Regions from separate parts of the Mus musculus genome. Here region 2 is linked to region 1. The links are chromatin loops, found by intact Hi-C in ENCODE. Cell type or tissue: gastrocnemius. All regions are shown on one strand. Region 1 overlaps Grid1 (glutamate receptor, ionotropic, delta 1). Region 2 holds the start of Grid1 (glutamate receptor, ionotropic, delta 1).

Region 1 (2,500 bases):
GGGTACCCATTTGGGTCCCTGCCTGCCAGGTACCCCAGACCTAAACCTCCATTCTTCCAGTCTCCTTATCAGTTCTGCTGTGTCATACCTTTGGTTACCCAGTGACGTTCTCCTATCTGCTCTAGGTAATGACCTTTCATGCTCATTTCCTGTAGTCTAAGAAAGCAGCTGTAGTGGTAATGAGCACCCCGTGAGGTCCTCGAGTCTAGACTAGGCCTAAAGACAGGGTGCAGTTGTCTCATGGATTTCTTTGTGGTCCATGCACTCTTTATTAAAGTTAGATCCTAGCCAGGAGGTCCGCTTGTACAAAACAGCAAAGTAGAGGTACTTTGGCTGTTACTGGGACATCTTTGTCTTTGTCTACCACTGCCTTCCTGCCTGCGTTTATGTATGTGTGTGTGTGCTCCCATGCACATGTGTGTGTACTTACAGGGGTAGGAGGGCGTGGAACAGAACTTCTGCGCTTCTGACTTTAGCTCTTCCCCATGCCTCTTGCTCTCAGCATTCTTCGAGGAAGGTCTCCTGGATTCCCCATCGTGGTTTGGAACTTATTAAAGTAGAGAATTTAGACAAGTTGTCCAGTCAGGCAGCTCTCCCAGACTCCAGTCAACTAACCTGAGTCTTTGCTTTTCCATTTTTTCTTTGTTATAAGCCCTACTTATTATTACATGGGCAATACATATTCACTAGAAAAATGAGAAAGTGTGAATATGTAAAAAGAATAAAAGTTGTTGACGACATCCCTCCTAGAGATAGCTGCAGTGAATATGTTAGTGTGTATCTCTACAGCTGAGAGCAAACATCTTTTGATATCATTAAATATTTTACAGCATTAATTAGATGCCTGCTTGGCATTGCATTATATGGAAGGCCATGGTTTATTTAATTACTCATTTAGTTTTGAACATTTGTGTTGGGGTTCATCTGTGCCACTCAGTCTTTGGATATATTTGTAATGATTTCCTTACAAGAGATTTCTAGTACGAAGGGCATTCATTGCCTATTAAAATGCTTTGAATTATGGAATAGATGTATATATGCACATGGGAGTTTTATATAATTTATATAAATAGTTCAAACACATTATGGGACCGACTTATAGACTTTATTCCTTCACAGTCTCTGTCATCTGCCACTGTTCTTTGTTTTAGCTCCAAAGAGTCTTACCCTCCCATCTACAACTGTCCTTCCTTCCATGTTCTCTACAGCCTCTACATTCCATGGAGTTCTATAGTTTTCTCTAGGTTTTGTAATCTCTAGGGTTTGTTACATTGATATTTATTTTTGTCTTTAGCATATTCATTTAATTTATAATCATGAGTTAATATGTTAAAAATTAGCAGGCTAAAATGTATAGACAGTCTCCAAGCACTAATCTGTTTTGCATCTTCCAAAGTATTCATTTTGGAATGCCTAGATTTTTTTAAAAAATAAGTAAATGTATGTTCTTTGACCTTTTAATGCTAATGAGGGCATGCTACACATCCCACTGACCTAGGTAGCTACTACTGTGATAAAATCCTATAACCAAAATCAACGTGGGGTGGAAAGAGTTTGCTTGGCTTACATGTCTGATCATATAATCTGTCACGGAGGGAAGTCAGGGCAGGAACTCCAGCAAGAGCAGAAATGGGAGCCATTGAGCAAAGCTGCTCCATGGCTTGCTTTCCATGGCGTCCTCAGCCTGCTTTTTTATGTAACCTAGGATCACCTGCCCAGAGGTGGCACCACCCACAGTAGGCTAGGCCCTCCCACATCAATCATTAATCAAGAAAATGGCTCACAGACATGCACACTACAATCTGGTGGAGGCAATTCTTCAACTGGGGCCCTTCCCAGGTAGGTGTAGGTGTATGTGAAGTTATTGAAACCAACAGCATATCTACTCACTCTGCATTTTGCCTTTTCACTCTGAAACATGCTTACAGATCTCTCTAGATTAGTGTGTGAAGCATTTGTCCAGCCTTTTCATCAGCTACAGATTATTTGATTGCATAGTTGTGCCATAATCTTTTAAACCGGCTCTCTCATGGCAACATTTAGATTCCATCCAGTATTTTGCTTTAAAAAAATGAGGTGCAGAGAATAACCTTGCAATTAGGTCAGTTAGCTTGCAGTTTTCAAAGTATATCCATAGGATGAATTTCTAAAAATGGAATTGCAGAGTAGAGGGATTTTTGCATTGGTAACTTTGATAGATGCTGCAAAATTCCTTTCCAAAATGGCTGTGCTAGCTTTACTCCAACCTACTGTGTGTAAATGTGACTGTTTTTCCATAGCTTTGTCAACAGAATCTATTATCCAACTTAAGGACTTTTGCCAATCAAATGCATGAAAATAGCAGGGAAGCATAGATTCAATTTGAGTCTGTCTTCTGAGTGACACGAAGCGCCGTTGCAGATGATCAAGGAGTTAGTTGTGTTTCATTTTCTGTTGGCCGTATGTTCCTGCACTCTGCCTGCTTTTCTGTTAATTTCCCAGAGATCTGTGAAGTAGGGAT
Region 2 (2,500 bases), 290 kb before region 1:
TGAGACTTTAGTTCCCACTTCCCTACAACTTTTCAGCTAGGGAATGCTGCAACTTCGCAGGGCTGAAAAACTGGAGAGGCGGGGATTTTGGATCAGCTGGATAGGCACTTCCCCCCTCCTACCGCAGGGTCCTGTGGTGGTACCTTTCTTGAAAAGGTAAGTTGTGTAGGGCCGCACTTAGTCCTGCAGCCCAGCCTCCCTCCCACCCACGGGAGGGAGGCTTTTTCTCTCTTCCGCGCTCACCATGTCCCCTCATCATAGAACAGTGCTCTTTGATGTCGCATAGCCCCATTACCCCTCTGGTCAGCTGAGACACTGCCTAACAACAGCTTCCAGGACCCTTCTGGCCTCTCTGCACAGACTCCTCGCCAACCCTTTAAAAGCTGAATTTGCCAGTGACAACTCAGTGGCTGGCAGCTTCACACACACACAAATGCACGTTCCCCACACAGTTCTTTCTTCTCTTCCTGTTTTGGCTCACTAGCAGCACCAAATGCCTGCAAGCTTCTCCTCCCTAAGTAGCCTTTGGAAACTATCTTCTTCTTTCAGAATCCATAGCTGCCTTTCTCCCTTAGGCTGGGCCAGAGCCCAGGCCCAAAGCTCCTCAACTGTCCTCTCCACATTTTTTAATGACCTGTATGGCCGTCTACCTTTCCTACGGTGCTGGGAGCTCTAGGCAAAGCTGAGCCTATCTTGGTTCTTTGAACCCAGTGCTCATCCTGGCGCCCAGTTCTGCCAGACTCAGCTGGACCCGGTTTCCGAAGGAATCAGAATCCTGGAGGGCTCAACTGTTTCCCTGAAATCTTAGGTGTGTTAAGTGGAGCCTCGTCCAACTAGGACCTGGGTGAGAGAATTGAGACCGGATTGCGACCTCGCCCCCCCCCCCCCATCTCTCAGCAGCTTCACGGGGGTGGTCAGCCAGAGTCAGGGAACCCGGAGGCGGCGGGAGCCCCGCTCTGCTTCCGCGGCTGGGAGCGAGCTTTCCTCCCGGGCTCGCTCTAGAAGGCTTCGTACAGGTCGCTGTCTGAGAGCGCCGGCCGCTTGGAAGGCTCCTCACGTCCAGGCGCCGCGGTCACGGCTGCGCCGGTTTCCGGCCATGAATTGGGCTTCAGAGTCTGAGCCTCCTGCCCGACTCCGGGCTCAGTGCACCGCCCCGGGGGCGGGGGATGGACGCCCGCCGAAATCTACCCGGACAGCCAGGGTTCGAGCCCGCCGCCCGCCCGCTAAGCATCCCGATGCCTCCTGGCTCGGTGCCCCGGTCTGTAGTCTCTTTGCAGGCTGCATGAGTCGGGGGTCGGGTTCCGAGACCCCCTGATCCGTTCTGGTCAGGGACAGGACTGCAAAATCTCGGCTGAAGTCCCCCAGCGCCAGCGAGTTCCGAGTTCCCCCTCCCCGAGGGTAGTCGATGGCTGTGCCTACTCCGTTTCTCCAGCGAACCCAGAGGCCGGGCCCACACGGCCAAGCCTAGGCTCGCCGCAGACAGACCAAGTCCCCACCGTGGTGCCGTCCTCGTAGCATCCCCCGGCCGGGAGCGCGGAGCACCGGGCGCCCCCTCCGAGCGGGCGAGCGGCGCGCGGCTAGGCTAAGGCTCCGCAGTCACGTGGTGGAGAGGAGGGCGGAGGGGAGGGAGGCGGGCGGGAGGGGAGGGGGAGCGCCGCCGAGGGGGAGGGGGAGGGGAGGGGGCGTCCTCCGCAGTTCGCTCCTCGCCTGGGCTCAGACACATAGCCAGCCCGGAGCCGCCGCGCGGGCCGGGCCGCCGCCGCCTCTGCCTCTGCCGCCCCCAGAGCCGCTCGAGCCGCTGGAAGCGCCGCCGCCACAGCCGCGGGCCGCCCCCGCCGCGCCGGCCTGGGCTCGGGCTGCGAGCGCCGCCGCAACCGCAACCAGAGCCGGCGCGGGAGCCCGAGAGCGCTGGGCTGGGCTGGGCTGGGTTGGGGCGGGCGCAGGGCGCAGGGGCGGGAGCGCGGGGGAAGACGCACGGGCGGGCTCGGCTCTCCCGGGGAGCGGCCCGGGACTGCACCGGGACCGGCGCCTCCCCGCTCCGCGCTGCCCTCGGCCTCGCCCCGGGCCCGGGCGGATGAGCCGCGCGCCGGGGGGACATGGAAGCGTTGACGCTGTGGCTTCTTCCCTGGATATGCCAGTGCGTTACGGTGCGGGCCGACTCCATCATCCACATCGGTGAGCTGGGAGAGCAGACGGACCGAGGCTGGGCGGGGGCCACCTAATAGAGCCGATGATGCGCGGAGTCCAAACTTAGCGGCTCCCCGGGCCGAGGGGCTCGGCAGTCGGTGTTCCCCCGAAGGCCCGCGCCGCCCCGCGGAGGAGCTGTGCTCTGGCCGCTCGGCGCTCCTGCGGGCACCTCGCTACTCCCCGGGGCTCCTGTCAGTGCGCGGGGCCCCGCGGCCTCTGCCGACACTTAGGGCCGCGGCTGCGGGGAACCTGGGATAGACCCTTGTCGAGATGCGTGCCCCTGGCGGGGCTGTCCGCGGGCTGGACCCCTCGT

Evidence for each region. Hi-C counts contacts between places; a loop is a spot of excess contacts. Peaks named below come from ENCODE experiments on the same cell type or tissue, not always from the same donor. Only the 100,000 strongest peaks of a DNase experiment are listed, where the experiment ranks them.
Region 2: it touches region 1 in a loop (5-fold over the local background); 15 of 42 quality-filtered maps call a loop at or near these places.

Annotation. Positions count from the first base shown.
Region 1 is chr14:35,106,062-35,108,561 of GRCm38, forward strand. The region is part of intron 4 of Grid1 (glutamate receptor, ionotropic, delta 1); the gene reads left to right. Among named protein-coding and RNA genes, the nearest start is that of Gm41133, 26 kb to the right of the region's middle. In gastrocnemius, no CTCF peak of the experiment used is centred here; no DNase peak of the experiment used is centred here.
Region 2 is chr14:34,818,132-34,820,631 of GRCm38, forward strand. Grid1 (glutamate receptor, ionotropic, delta 1) reads left to right here and starts at 2,005. Exons shown (of 16, transcript NM_008166.2): 1 at 2,005-2,175. The coding sequence starts at 2,097. In gastrocnemius, no CTCF peak of the experiment used is centred here; DNase peaks (open chromatin) are centred at 1,253, 1,572 and 2,184; H3K4me3 peaks cover 1,469 bases.